Linked DNA regions of Mus musculus: region 1 is linked to region 2. A link is a loop called in an ENCODE intact Hi-C map of the cell type or tissue named here. Cell type or tissue: left cerebral cortex. All regions are shown on one strand.

Region 1 (8,000 bases), 78 kb before region 2:
TCAGAACTGAACAAAGAATTCTCACCTGAGGAATACCGAATGGCAGAGAAGCACCTGAAAAAATGTTCAACATCCTTAATCATCAGGGAAATGCAAATCAAAACAACCCTGAGATTCCACCTCACACCAGTGAGAATGGCTAAGATCAAAAATTCAGGTGACAGCAGATGCTGGCGAGGATGTGGAGAAAGAGGAACACTCCTCCATTGTTGGTGGGATTGCAGGCTTGTACAACCACTCTGGAAATCAGTCTGGCGGTTCCTCAGAAAATTGGACATAGTACTACCGGAGGATCCAGCAATACCTCTCCTGGGCATATATCCAGAAGAAGCCCCAACTGGTAAGAAGGACACATGCTCCACTATGTTCATAGCAGCCTTATTTATAATAGCCAGAAACTGGAAAGAACCCAGATGCCCCTCAACAGAGGAATGGATACAGAAAATGTGGTACATCTACACAATGGAGTACTACTCAGCTATTAAAAAGAATGAATTTATGAAATTCCTAGCCAAATGGATGGACCTGGAGAGCATCATCCTGAGTGAGGTAACACAATCACAAAGGAACTCACACAATATGTACTCACTGATAAGTGGATACTAGCCCAAAACCTAGGATACCCACGATATAAGATACAATTTCCTAAACACATGAAACTCAAGAAAAATGAAGACTGAAGTGTGGACACTATGCCCCTCCTTAGAAGTGGGAACAAAACACCCATGGAAGGAGTTACAGAAACAAAGTATGGAGCTGAGATGAAAGGATGGACCATGTAGAGACTGCCATATCCAGGGATCCACCCCATAATCAGCTTCCAAATGCTGACACCATTGCATACACTAGCAAGATTTTACTGAAAGGACCCAGATGTAGCTGTCTCTTGTGAGACTATGCCGGGGCCTAGCAAACACAGAAGTGGATGCTCACAGTCAGCTAATGGATGGATCACAGGGCTCCCAATGGAGGAGCTAGAGAAAGTACCCAAGGAGCTAAAGGGATCTTCAACCCTATAGGTGGAACAACATTATGAACTAACCAGTACCCCTGAGCTCTTGACTCTAGCTGCATATGTATCAAAAGATGGCCTAGTCGGCCATCACTGGAAAGAGAGGCCCATTGGACACGCAGACTTTGTGTGCCCCGGTACAGGGGAACGCCAGGGCCAAACGGGGGGAGTGGGTGGGTAGGGGAGTGGGGGTGGGTGGGTAAGGGGGACTTTTGGTATAGCATTGGAAATGTAAATGAGCTAAATACCTAAAAAAAAAAAAAACATTTTGTCGTGGGAAGAAAGAATCTGAGAGTGATTATAGAGAAACAAGTTGATAAAAATTTTGGGAACCTAAAGACAAGGAAAATATGAGATTGACTCTACATCAAATTGTTGGAGTTCTTTACCTGTATGTAAATAAAGGAAGAAAGTAGGGGGATGTGTGGGAAGATGGAAATGGGAAAGAGGTAAGTGTGAACAAAGAACTGAGAAAAGAGTGAGGACATTTGCTTCTACCCAAGGCTACTCCTAAGAGGCACATGGAGGAAAGCAGGACAGAGAGGCTGCCCAATGCTGAGCTCTGTCTTGGAGACACAGACCTCTTCGATATCAGATACTAGCTATCCCACCATGGTAAAGGAACTTGGAAGGAGTCATAAATTTTCTGTGTGTTTCATCTCTGTTACACTTTTTCTTGTTTTTGTAGAAACCTATTTTAGGATCTGAGCTTTTCAAGGACAAGAAACACATCTGTTATGCTTTCTTGGCATGAAACCTAACACAGTAAATGAGGGTGTTAAATAAATATTACAGGAAAAGAATAAAATGGAAGATGAATTGCAAAGATAATTTCACCTTTGTACCATTTATGCTGTCAAATTTAAAATTTCTTTATGATACTAGTTAGGAAATACTAGTTTATTTTCTATAAATTCCTGGAACAGATTCAATAGTCACAGATATATTTTGTTTTCCTTTTCCTTACTCCAGCCTAGCTGATGCATGTTGAACTTGAAGGGCAGTTATTTTAAGTGAATTCTTCACTTTGTATGAAGATTTCTGACTGACTTTGACAAGCTGAAATAATAAATCCCTGGGGATAAAGAAAGGATAATTTGTTTTGTGAAGGAAAACTATTCAAAGGATAATGCAAAAAAAAAAAGTTAGCTATACAGAAATATCTTCTAAAATATATTGTTTTGCCTCAGGAAGTTATAAAACTATACCACCTGTAGATAGCAAACACAGTCTAGGGCAATCTCTGGAATCCACCTTCAAACAACCCAAGACAAAGACAGGTAAGAAGAGTTATCTAAAAGGAGTAGGTAAAAAGTTAGACAGACATGAGTTCCTTCTAAGTCATTTGCCTCCCAAACCAGTACTCACAGAATGCATGGTGTAAAGAGATTTATATTTTAATGGAAAATTATATATGCCCTACTTTGATCTCAGTGATTATAAGAGAGATGAAAAAATGAAGAGAATTTGACTACGATCCATAAAAAAGCAGCAGGTTAAAAGTTTAGGCATTGGAATTTAGAGGGGAGTTTCAAGGATCATAATTATTAAGTTTTCAGGGGAAACATAACTCCTAGCTTCAGGCAAAAATGGTTTACAATGGAATGATAAACACATATACTCTACTCTCCAGAGTCAGAGTAGAGATCCTAACAGTTGTGATACCTACTGGTTACGAGGAAATTTCTCTCTAGGTAGGTAAGAACTGATTGGAGACATAAAATTCTGTGACTTATATTTAATATAAAAATATTTAAATATTTAGATCATGAATGACATCAAAATTTTTGTTCAATATTGTTGGGCTTTCAAACTTAATCTTTGATGGGTCTGTTTGAAATATAAGATGAACTTTGTTATGTGTTTAGTCTTTATTTAGGCTATAGTCCCATATCTTACAATTTCACAAATAAGAAGTAACATTTCTTTAGGTGCTTCTCAGGCATTTGGTATTTCTCAGTTGTGAATTCTTTGTTTGGCTCTGTATCCCTTTTTAAATAAGAGTTATTTAGTTCTCTGGAGTCTAACTTCTTGAATTCTTTGTATATAGTGCATATTGGCCCTCTATTAGATGTAGGATTGGTAAAAATCTTTTCCCAATCTCTTGGCTGCTGTTTTGTCGTATTGACAATGTCCTTTGCCTTACAGAAGCTTTGCAATTTTACGTGGTCCCATTTGCCAATTCTTGATCTTAGAGCACAAACTATTGGTGTTCTGTTCAGGAAAATATTCCCTGTGCCCATATGCTTGAGGCTTTTCCCCACTTTCATTTCTATTAGTTTCAATGTATCTGGTTTTATTTGGAGGCCCTTGATCCACTTGGACTTGAGCTTTGTACAGGAGATAAGAATAGATCAATTTACATGCTGTTATTTTTTTTCCCCCACAGGATGGTTTTAGCTCTTTTGTTAAAGATCAAGTGACCATAGATGTGTGGGTTCATTTCTGGGATTTCAATTCTATTCCATTGATCTACCTGCCTGTTACTGTACCAATAGCATGCAGTTTTTATCACAGCTGCTCTGTAGTACAGCTTGAGGTCAGGCATGGTGATTCCACCAGAAGCTCTTTTATGGTTGAGAATAGATTTCTCTATCCTAGGTTTTTGCTTTGTTTTTATTCCAGATTGTGGGGGCTGGCCAGCGGCTCACAAGTGTGGGTTCGAGCCTGAAAGGCATCTTGGAACTGAAAGAAAAGAGGGTGCCTAGGTGGGTTGAGAACAACTAGTCTGCTCAAGGTTCAAGTTTTTTTTTCCATTTTTTATTAGGTATTTAGCTCATTTACATTTCCAATGCTATACCAAAAGTCCCCCATACCCACCCACCCCCACTCCCCTACCCACCCACTCGCCCTTTTTGGCCCTGGCGTTCCCCTGTACTGGGGCATATAAAGTTTGCGTGTCCAATGAGCCTCTCTTTCCAGTGATGGCCGACTAGGCCATCTTTTGATACATATGCAGCTAGAGTCAAGAGCTCCGGGATACTGGTTAGGTCATAATGTTGTTCCACCTATAGGGTTGCAGATCCCTTTAGCTCCTTGGGTACTTTCTCTAGCTCCTCCATTGGGAGCCCTGTGATCCATCCATTAGCTGACTGTGAGCATCCACTTCTGTGTTTGCTAGGCCCCAGCATAGTCTCACAAGAGACAGCTACATCTGGGTCCTTTCGAGAAAATCTTGCTAGGGTATGCAATGGTGTCAGCGTTTGGATGCTGATTATGGGGTGGATCCCTGGATATGGCAGTCTCTACATGGTCCATCCTTTCATCTCAGCTCCAAACTATGTCTCTGTAACTCCTTCCATGGGTGTTTTGTTCCCACTTCTAAGGAGGGGCATAGTGTCCACACTTCAGTCTTCATTTTTCTTGAGTTTCATGTGTTTAGGAAATTGTATCTTATATCTTGGGTATCCTAGGTTTTGGGCTAATATCCACTTATCAGTGAGTACATATTGTGTGAGTTCCTTTGTGAATGTGTTACCTCACTCAGGATGATGCCCTCCAGGTCCATCCATTTGGCTAGGAATTTCATAAATTCATTTTTTTTAATAGCTGAGTAGTACTCCATTGTGTAGATGTACCACATTTTCTGTATCCATTCCTCTGTTGAGGGGCATCTGGGTTCTTTCCAGCTTCTGGCTATTATAAATAAGGCTCCTATGACCATAGTGGAACATGTGTCCTTCTTACCCGTTGGGGCATCTTCTGGATATATGCCCAGGAGAGGTATTGCTGGATCCTCTGGTAGTACTATGTCCAATTTTCTGAGGAACCGCCAGACTGATTTCCAGAGTGGTTGTACAAGCCTGCAATCCCACCAACAATGGAGGAGTGTTCCTCTTTCTCCACATCCACACCAGCATCTGCTGTCACCTGAATTTTTGATCTTAGCCATTCTGACTGGTATGAGGTGGAATCTCAGGGTTGTTTTGATTTGCATTTCCCTGATGATTAAGGATGTTGAACATTTTTTCAGGTGCTTCTCTGCCATTCCATATTCCTCAGGTGAGAATTCTTTGTTCAGTTCTGAGCCCCATTTTTAAGGGGGTTATTTGATTTTCTGAAGTCCACCTTCTTGAGTTCTTTATATATGTTGGATATTAGTCCCCTATCTGATTTAGGATAGGTAAAGATCCTTTCCCAATCTGTTGGTGGTCTTTTTGTCTTATTGACGGTGTCTTTTGCCTTGCAGAAACTTTGGAGTTTTATTAGGTCCCATTTGTCAATTCTCGATCTTACAGCACAAGCCATTGCTGTTCTGTTCAGGAATTTTTCCCCTGTGCCCATATCTTCAAGGCTTTTCCCCACTTTCTCCTCTATAAGTTTCAGTGTCTCTGGTTTTATGTGAAGTTCCTTGATCCACTTAGATTTGACCTTAGTACAAGGAGATAAGTATGGATCGATTCACATTCTTCTACATGATAACAACCAGTTGTGCAAGCACCAATTGTTGAAAATGCTGTCTTTCTTCCACTGGATGGTTTTAGCTCCCTTGTCGAAGATCAAGTGACCATAGGTGTGTGGGTTCATTTCTGGGTCTTCAATTCTGTTCCATTGGTCTACTTGTCTGTCTCTATACCAGTACCATGCAGTTTTTATCACAATTGCTCAGTAGTAAAGCTTTAGGTCAGGCATGGTGATTCCACCAGAGGTTCTTTTATCCTTGAGAAGAGTTTTTGCTATCCTTGATTTTTTGTTATTCCAGATGAATTTGCAAATTGCTCCTTCTAATTAAGGTTCAAATTTTTAATGGCGGACGCGCTTTATAAAAGAGGGGGGAAAGTCCATTCCCGCCATTTCATCCTTGGATCCTGGAACCAGCTGCAGGTGATGATGTGCAGGATAGGGTATAGTCTCTGGAATAGCTCTGGGGCTTCTCAGCAGGTAGCAGTATCTTGAAGAGGAACAGCAGACAGTGGGTTAACAATAGAGTGATCAAGGGAGGAAGGCTCCACCCTAGATAATCTCCTTAGTGGCAGCAAGGTCAAGTTCTGGCTCAGCCTGCTTCAGGCTTATGGGAGGCTACACCAGATAAAATTGCAAATTGCTCTTTCTAACTTTATGAAGAATTTAGTTGGAATTTTGATGGAGATTGTATTGAATCTGTAGATTGCTTTCAGCAAGATGGCCATTTTTACTATATTAGTATTGTCAATCCATGAGCATGAGAGATCTTTCCATCTTCTGAGAACTTCTTCAATTTCTTTCTTAAGAGACTTGAAGTTCTTGTCATACAGATCTTTCACTTGCTTAGTTAGAGTCACACCAAGGTATTTTGTATTCTTGTGACTATTGTGAAGGGTGTTGTTTCCCTAATTTATTGCTCAGCCTGTTTATCCTTTGTGTAGAGGAAGGCCACTGACTTATTTGAGTTAATTTTATATCCAGCCACTTTGCTGAAGTTTTTTTAAACAGGTTCATCAGGTCCGTGGTGGAATTTTTGTATATTAATTTTTGTACACTTAAGTATATTATCATATCATCTGCAAAAGTGATATTTTGACTTCTTCTTTTCCAATTTGCATCCCTTTGACTTCCTTTTGTTTTCTGATTGCTCTGGTTAGGACTTCAAGTACAATATGGAATAGGTTGAGAGAGAATGTGCAGTCTTGTCTAGTCCCTGATTTTAGTGGGATTGCTTCAAGTTTCCATTTAGTTTGATGTTGGCTATGGTTTGCTGTTTATTGCTTTTACTATGTTTGCCTTGAATTGCTGATATTTCCAAGATTTTTAACATGAAAGGGTGTTGGATTTTGTCAAATGCTTTCTTAGCATCTAATGAAATGATCATATGTGTTTTTGAGTTTGTTTATATAGTGGATTCTGTTGAAGGGTTTCTGTATATTGAACCATCCCTTCATCCCTGGGATGCAGCCTATTTGATCATGATAGATGATCATTTTAATGTGTTCTTGGATTCAGTTTTTGAAACTTTTATTGAGTATTTTTGTATTGATATTCATAAGAGAAATTGATCTGAAGTTCTCTTTCTTTGCTGGGTCATTGTGTGATTTAGTTATCGGTGTAATTGTGGTTTTATAGAAAGAATTGGGTATACTACCTTCTGTTTCTATTTGTGGAATAGTTTGAGGAGTATTGGTACTATGTCTTCTTTGAAGGTCTGATAGAACTCTGCACTAAACCCAATTAGTCCTGGGCTTTTATTGGTTGGTAGACTATTATGACCATTTCTATTTCTTAGAAGATATGGGACTGCTTAGATAGTATATCTAATCCTGACTTAACTTTGGTACCTGTTACCTGTCTAGAAAAATTGTTCATTTCATCCCCATTTTCCAGATTTGTTGAGCATAGGCTTTTGTAGTAGGATCTGATGATTTTTTAGATTTCTTGGGTTTTTGTACTTATGTCTCCATTTTTTTTTTTGTGGCTATCTTCTTTTTTGATTTATTAAAAGAAGATATATACATATATATATATATATATATATATATATATATATATATATATTTTTTTTTTTTTTTTGCTTATTCTAGGGTGTAGTTTCCCTCCTTGTGTTGGAATTTTCCTTTTATTATCCTTTGAAGAACAAGATTTGTGGAGAGTTATTTTGTAAATTTGTTTTTGTCAAGGAATATCTTGGTTTCTCCATCCACGGTAATTGAGAGTTTTCCTGGGTATAGTAGCCTGGGCTTGCATTTGTGTTCCCTTAGGGTCTGTATGACATCTAGCCAGGATCCTTTGGCTTTCATAGTCTCTGGTGAGAAGTCTGGTATAATTCTGATAGTTCTGCTTTTATATGTTACTCAACCTTTTTCCCTTACTGCTTTTAATATTCTTTCTTTGTTTAGTGCTTTTGGTGTTTTGTTTATTATGAGATGGGAAGACTTTCTTTTCTGGTCCAATCAATTTGGAGTTCTGTAGGTTTTCTTGTGTATTTACAGGAATTTCTTTTTTTTTTTAGGTTAGGGAAGTTTTCTTCTATATTTTTGTTGAAGATATTTAAGGGCCCTTTAATTTGGTATTCTTT
Region 2 (8,000 bases):
ATAAATTTTAGATATAAGTACTTTTTGGGACCTGGTCTATAAAACATCATTTATAGGCAACACATGTGTACTTTATTCTCTCAAGAAAGGTAACTAGCAGAAGATCTCATGATTGTCTTCTTTTCACAAATTGTAGGGACCTCAAAGTCAGCTCAAGACACCTCAATATCAAGTTTTCAGCACAAAGATTTGTCGGGCATGGTGGTGCATGCCTTTAATCCCAGTACTTGGGAGGCAGAGGCAGATGGATCTCTGAGTTCGAGGCCAGCCTGGTCTACAGAGTGAGTTCCAGGTCAGCCAAGGCTACACAGAGAAACCCTGTCTCAAAAAAACAAAACAAAACAAAACAAAACAAAACAAAACAAAACAAAACGAAGCTTTATCTGCCCCAGAAGAACAGAGACAAGAATAAGGGACAAAGACAGGAGCTAGAGGAAGAGAACAAAGGAGACAAGGGACAAGGGAGAGGAGGGAAGTACATTTGTGTGTGTGGGGTGGAGGGAGGATGATGACAAAGGACTGTCTCTGGATGGGGAGGACAAACAGTCCCATGTGCAAGTGTTTTTTTATGATGGTAAAGTGGAAGTCCTTAGGATGAGGTGATTAATTTTGATTGGGCATGTTAATTACAACTAACGGGCACTTTTGATAGCTGTACTTCAATATTTCAAGAGCTGGACCATTGTAGTCAGCCTCAGAAGGAGGAATTAGTTAAAGAAGAGAATGGACTTTGGGAGTGAGCTTCAGGAGTGTATTCTAATGGGTTTTAGCAAGGTGGATGGAGTGGGAGAGAAGGGCAAGGCCTGCCAGAGCTATGTTCACCATGCTCTGTCTGGCTATAGTCTCCCTTTCTCTCTCATTCTCTCTCTCTCTCTCTCTCTGTCAATTAAGTTATTTACTTTACACTCCAATTAAAGCTTCCTTGCCCTCCTCTCTTTTCACTCCATCCCTCTTACCTTCTTTCCTCACCTCCACCTCCTCCCTTTCTTCTCAGAAAAGGGAAGGCTTACACTGGATATCAACCAGCTTTGGAATATCAAGTAAAACTAGGTACATCCTCTTCTACTGAGGATAGAGAAGGCAGCTAGGTTACGGGAAAGGAATCCAAAGGCAGGCAATATAGTCAAACATTCCAGACTTCTGCTTTAGGAATCACACATGAAGACTCAGCTGCACATGTGTTACATAAGGCAATTCCCATTAAAATTCCAATGTGATTTTTTTTACAGACTTTGAAAAAAAATACTTAATATGGAGAACCAAAAAAACACAAATTAGTTAAAACAATCATGTACAATAAGAGAACTTCCGAAGTCATCACTGCCTCTTATTTCAAGCTCTACTACACATAGAGCAATAGTAATAAAATCTGCATTATACTATCATAAAAACAGATAGGGTAATCAATGGAATCACATTGAAGAACCAGAAGTAAATCCACATAGTTATGGACACTTGATTTTTGACAAAGAAGCCAAAAGTATACAGTGGGAAAAAGAAAACATCTTCAACAAATTGTGATGGTCTAACTGGGTGTCAGCATGTAAAAGAATACAAATATATCGATATCTATCCCTGCACAAAACTTAAATTCAAGTGGATCACCCATAAGCCAATTTAAACAGGAGGTATAGATTTAAACCGAGAATTCTTAATAGGTGAATTTCTAATGACCGAGAAGCACTTAAGGAAATATTCAATATCCTTAGTCATCAGCTGAGATGATGATCTCACATTGGTCAGAATGACTAAACAAAAACTTGAGTGACAGCTTATGCTGGTGAAAATGTGGAGCAAGGGGAATATGCCTTCATTGCTGGTGGGAGTATAGACTTGTGCAACTACTATAAAGTCTCTTCACTAAGGAAATTTTCTTTCCTTCCCAACTCAATAAAAATATCTTCATTGGTTTCATGTCTCTTCTCTGTTAATAGATTAATAACAACAGAGAAAATAGGATTACCATATTAATTTTCAAATAGTGAGAATCTTGACTGGCACCTTCTGGCCAGTCTTCCATGTTACTCAACCTCATGGGGTTTCTGTTGACATCAATGTGAAATAGAACACTGTTTTATAATTTTTTGTGAAGACTAAGTTAATGTCTATAAAGTGGTCAATTAGAGCAGAATAGTTGTTGTAAATTCAACAAACAGCCCTCCATTCTATGTTAATAACATTTATTTTGGCTACTTTTATAGACCTGAAGCATGTGCTTCACCTTGTAAGATGATGAATGCAGGGGGACCAGTTGAGAAAATAGCAAACCCAACAGAAAGAAAAAACAAGATTTTTAATAATGCATGTGCTTCCAATGTCTAGAATTCTCTGCCAGATACTGTAGTCTGCTGACTAGCTGCTTAGGAAGTCTGAAAATTGGTCTGTCAACCTGTGATGGACAACTGTATAATGTACTTCCTGGGCAAACTCAATTAGAGATACAGCTTTGGGTGGGAAGAGGCCAGAGGAAGTGATTAGTGCTCATAAAGGCATTATCACTCCAATAATTGTGTAATGAAGAGCCAGCGAGTGCTTGCATAACTGTGGAACAAGCAGAAAGTGCTTATTAAACAATTTCTTTGGTGTTAATCAAAGACTGCTTTTCTCACAGTAGATCATTAGTTGTGATTTTATTTATTCCAAGTATCAATATTATCTTAGATTTCTCTACTGTAACTCTAAAGACTTTAAACGATGATTTTTTTTTTGGTTGTTCTTTAATAGTTTTGTTTTTACAATTATCTAAGCAGATCATTTTAACCTTGGGAGATCACAAAAATGTTAACTCAGAAAAAGTTAATCTGTGTACAGAAGAAAGCCTCTCAAAGCCAGAGCTAAGACTCATTATTGCTGCATGTGATTGTTTGGGTAGTCAGTGCTGGGCAACAGCACTCACCTCTAGGCTGGGCTGCTCATTGTGCCCCTTACCTAGACACAGGACCTCTTAAAAGTTTTTCGACGATGGAACCTAGATTATATTTCTCAACACTCTCCCTTAGTGTTATGGGGTTTGAACTTGATACTGGGAATTTAAAATGTCCTTGAGATAGAATTTTGGATCTGCTAAGTCATATATAAATGAAAAAATCATGTTAAAGCTCACTCTCGACTGACAGCTGTGTAGGAAGGAGTGTCCCATAACAGGATTTAATTAAACTCTATAAGAAATTTGCTTAAGCACTTTGCCAGAAATGTTAATTTTTTCCCCAAAGGAAAAAAATTGGCTTTTATATTGCGCTTAAGTCAGTTTATTTTTCCTGCAGAGGGTCTTGCAGTGGAGAAGAATTTAAGAAACCTGATTCTTGCCCTGTTTCATCTGACTCACTGGATGAGTTGTCAAAGACTTCTTATTCACACTTGCCTTGGACTTACACAGTAAAAGTAGACACAGACTAGATAAGTTTTAAGCTATTTTATATCTCCAAAATTCTGTAATCCTATACATTAAAACTAGTGACCACTGTTACTAAATTAACAGTAAACAATAGAAAAATTAAAATTATAAATTTAATAAAAAACAGTCTATTAATATTTGAAACCTGAATAAGCTGCTCCACATTGAGGTGGATAGTGAAATGGCTCAGTATTTAAACAAACTACACTTGTATATCAGTGTAAGTTACAAGTATGCCACCTATGAAGGTTAATTGCCAACTAGACAGGATATAGGATCACTAACAAGAAAAGCCTTTGGCATGTCTGTGAGGGCATGCATTATTTTTATTTTCTCTACTGTGTTAATTCTCAGAAGTTCAAAGGATATTGATTTAAAAACAGACAGGCCATCACAGACAAAGCTTAGAGAGGAGCTTTAGTTCTTTATTGTTATTTTCATTCTCCACATTCTAACAGATAAAGAAGTCTGAGCACAAGGCCCCTGCTTTTCCCACATTTCCCTGAAACCATGGAGAGACATATGTATCCTTTTTGCATTCTGATATATTTAGTAAAGTGCTGAGTTTAAAACATAAAGACAGGTAAGGTAAGCCATGTTAAATATCTGAAACAATGGGAAGGTGATTTTAAGTTCAGCATACATTAATGGATCAAGGGAAGCCGAGAAGAGTTCATGGAGTTGGACTACGAAGTTTCAGTTCTCATGCTGAGTGTTTGGATAAGGGTAATTGAGGTGGGACGGCTCACCCTTAGTGTGGTGTGGTGGCATGACTGTCCAAAGGATGCCCTGGACTGAATAAAAGGAGAAAGCAATCTGAACTCTACCATTCATAAATCTGGGCTTCCTGATTGTGGATTCAATGTGAGCAGAGGTCTCAAGTGACGGTGCAATGACTTCCCTTTAAACTGTGAGCCAAATGTCTTTCCCACATGTTGTCTTTTATCAGGATATTTTATCACAGCAAGAAGGAAACTAAGACATCATCGTATCCACAGTCATACACAAGCACATTCACTGACTGCAACTTTGTAACTCTTTAAATGAGAGAAGACTAACAATGGATTTTCTTTCCCCAATACAGTTAAAGAGAAACTAAAAATACTGTCTGATCATTACTCCTCTATAGCACAGAGCATCTGTTTCCACTAACCACCCACTCTGGTGTTCTTTTCTAGGTCTTCATCCAAACACCAGCTTGCTGTTTACGCCTCTGCAGCAGTCGGGACCTTTCCCCACTGAGACTGACTCACCAAGCCCTGCCAGTGTTAATTTTGTTAAATTCAGATTCAGGAGAAGTTGGAATCTTTATTTCAAGGCAGAGATGCAAAGAGTCAATCAGAATCGTGTTCTTTTTCATCCAGAAATTTTTTTTTTATTGCAGAGAGGGAGTATGCAATGTTCTTTGAAGATGTTTGTCTTCTGCCTACAGTTGTCTCCATACAGTTTATTATGTCATGTTATAAGAAGAGTAATTCCTTGTACATTTCTGACGTTCTGGGCATTTGGGTGCTAATATGGATTTTTATCCTGCAATGGAAGAAAACCCAAAGAACCAAACAGTTAGTGCTTGCTGACAGTTCTGTTGATAAGTCTGCTTCAGTGGAAATAATCAAGGAAAACATTGGTATTATTAGGACCTTAGTCCTGGGCTTCTTTCACCAAGGTTACCCAAGTTCTCCCAGTTGAAGGGAAGGAAGAAGCCTTTCCTAGTAACAAGAATTGTGTTGCTGAGAATCTGATACCATGTACAATGCCATTCTAATGACCTAGCCCTACCTGGTACCTGCATTATGGGAGGGAAATCTGATCTTGAGGTTGGCCATGATAGAAGCTTTCCTTATTAAACTAGGGTAATTCAAGTCTATGGAAAATCTTAACCTACCTAAGCGTATATCTGTGTCCAGATTCACATTCTTGTGCTTCTGGTTTAGTGAGGCCTACAAGCAGGTCTTCTTTACTGTGGCTCCCCAGTGTCCCTAGTAGTGACTTTCAGGCAACCATTGTTGGCTGGAGGGATGAAGCAGGGCTCTGAATTCCTCCCATCTTCTCTATCCATATCATCCTGCCTTCTTTCAAAAAGGATTCAATCTTACACGCGTTCTCGCGACCGGCCAGGAAGAACGCAACAAGCCGGAATCTTCTGCGGCAAAGCTTTATTGCTTACATCTTCAGGAGCCAGAGAGCAAGAGAGCAAGAGAGCTCTATTGCTTACATCTTTAGGAGCCAGAGCGCTAGAGCGCAAGAGAGCAAGAGAGAGAATGGCGAAACCCCATCCCTTTTAAGGAGAATTATCCTCCGCCTAGGACGTGTCACTCCCTGATTGGCTGCAGCCCATCGGCCGAGTTGTCGTCACGGGGAAGGCAGAGCACATGGAGTGGAGAATTACCCTTGGCACATGCACAGATTATTTGTTTACCACTTAGAACACAGGATGTCAGCGCCATCTTGCAACGGCGAATGTGAGGGCGGCTCCCCACAATTCAACAACAAAGAAATTGTGTGCCTGCTTAGACTGACTTCTAGCCCAGAATGTCATATGAGGATTTTTAAATGCTACATTCTTGTAGGGAACTCCCAGTCTTGTGTGCTTATAAACCCATCAGTCAGTAAATCTGCAGCACAACAGGTGATCAGGACTAAGGTCCATGCCTGAGGCCTGCTGCTGTCAGATGTCTATTTCCCTTGGAATGTGCAAATGCTAAGGCAGATGTGCAATTATGCCATGCAGTATTTTGGGCCTGTCCCTTGTGAATAAAGTTGCTTTCATCACTTCAGAATGGATCTTTTGTTAATCTCTTTGGCCAGCCAGTTCCTCTCAAGACAGATGTTGGTATACTCCATGTATGTCTCTGCACATATTTATGTATCTATGTGCACATTATTTTGTAAATAAATGAAAAATATGTGGACCTATGTGGGCACATTTAATTTATTTAATCTTGGAATAAAATTAGGTAAATTAATTTAGATTAAACTGAGGTACATAAATCGGTATGAAAACAAAAGAAAAAGTTGTTCTAATTTTGATTTTTAAAAATCTAGTGTGAAGATTTGCCTTTTTGCTTATGACTGTAATTGATGTTTTCACTGTTGTTGTTTTTTTTCCTTTTTATTATTATTATTTTTTTGAGAGCTTCCTTTTCTCCAAGCGTTTACTGTGAACACATCCCTGCAACTTCCTGACAGTCATGCTATGAGAAGTTAGAGTTATTTAAGGAAGGACATGTATAATGTTGTGTAAAGTTGGGTTTAGGTCTAATCGTATGATCTGATTTTGAGTTTAGCTTAGTGAAGATTCCCTTTTAAAGCATGATCTTATTAATTAGCAATCAGGAGGCCTGGGCTTTATTATAAATGTTTGAGAAGCCACATTGCGTGGCCCATACCTAAGGCAATACCTTCAGTTCAACCCCCGGGAAGCTTAGGCAGGAGGATGCTAAGGTTTATACCAGCTTTAGCTACACTGCTAAACCTTGCTTCAACCCAGCAAAACATAAGTGTGCTTGTTGCTTTTTCATCCTTTCTAAAATCGCTTACTATTTCGATATCATCTTCACTCTTTTCATATTTTATCATATATAAACATCAATAATGTATACACTTAAAATTTATTTGATTTATATACTGGGAATCCAAGTAAGTTTTCATTTTTATTTTTGAAATGCATATATTTAATTTTTAAATGGTTTTATTACACCTTATCATCGAGGGTGTGTATGCACGTGTGTGTGTGTGTGTGTGTGTATGTGTGTGTGTGAGAGAGAGAGAGAGAGAGAGAGAGAGAGAGAGAGAGAGAGAGGAAAATGTGGGCACTGATTTTCTCCTTCTACCATGTAGACTCTAAGGATGGAACTCAGTTCATCAGAGTTGGTGTCAGGTGCCTTACCTGCTGAGACATCACACCAGCCCTCTATGCATAGTTTTAAATGTAGTAATTTTCAATCAAAAGTGTTTCACAGTATTACAGTGAAATTCTATGCCATAATTGACTCATTATTTGTTCTATGGATAGATGTTTGAAGTTTCTCTGTGGATTTACAGCTACAAAGCACCAACACTTGTGAGTCTATTGAAGTTGTACATCCTTCAGAGCTTATCAAGTGAATGTCACTATTTCACTATGATGGCCTTTCCTGCCTAATTCCTGCACAGCTTTCTTCCTTCCTCTCTTCCTTGGTTCTTGTTCTTTCCCCTGGGTTACTTCATACTGAAGAGTTCTCTTGCTTTCTAATTTTGTGTACAGTCCTTTTATAGAAGGAGTTGTGAGACATCAAAGATGTCTCCAAGAGCCTGCTTATAGTAACAGGAATTTTGGTTTCTTTAAAAAACACAGAAATATTATAAAAGTATGTTTTCGTTTTAATCCCAGGTTTATTTCCAAGATATGGGGCTGCTTTGGACTGTCCACAGAAGGTGAAAATGATTTGCCACTTGCTCTACTAGAGGCATGGTTTTGCCAGCTGCAGATAGTTTCTGTAATTGACATTTGACATTTGGAATTGACATTTGACATTCTGGGAATTTTCAAAGGGTATATAAATGCAAGAGCCCTGAGAAGATGGGTTGGTGGCTGTTGGTCATTCATTGGGATTGGACGGGGTTT

The links. Hi-C counts contacts between places; a loop is a spot of excess contacts. Peaks named below come from ENCODE experiments on the same cell type or tissue, not always from the same donor. Only the 100,000 strongest peaks of a DNase experiment are listed, where the experiment ranks them.
Region 1: it touches region 2 in a loop (3-fold over the local background); 3 of 42 quality-filtered maps call a loop at or near these places.

The regions. Positions count from the first base shown.
Region 1 is chr1:47,110,986-47,118,985 of GRCm38, forward strand. No RefSeq gene overlaps it. Among named protein-coding and RNA genes, the nearest start is that of Gm39638, 140 kb to the right of the region's middle. In left cerebral cortex, no CTCF peak of the experiment used is centred here; DNase peaks (open chromatin) are centred at 1,617 and 3,634; H3K27ac peaks cover 1,416 bases.
Region 2 is chr1:47,188,629-47,196,628 of GRCm38, forward strand. No RefSeq gene overlaps it. Among named protein-coding and RNA genes, the nearest start is that of Gm39638, 59 kb to the right of the region's middle. In left cerebral cortex, no CTCF peak of the experiment used is centred here; DNase peaks (open chromatin) are centred at 4,599 and 7,600; H3K27ac peaks cover 1,854 bases.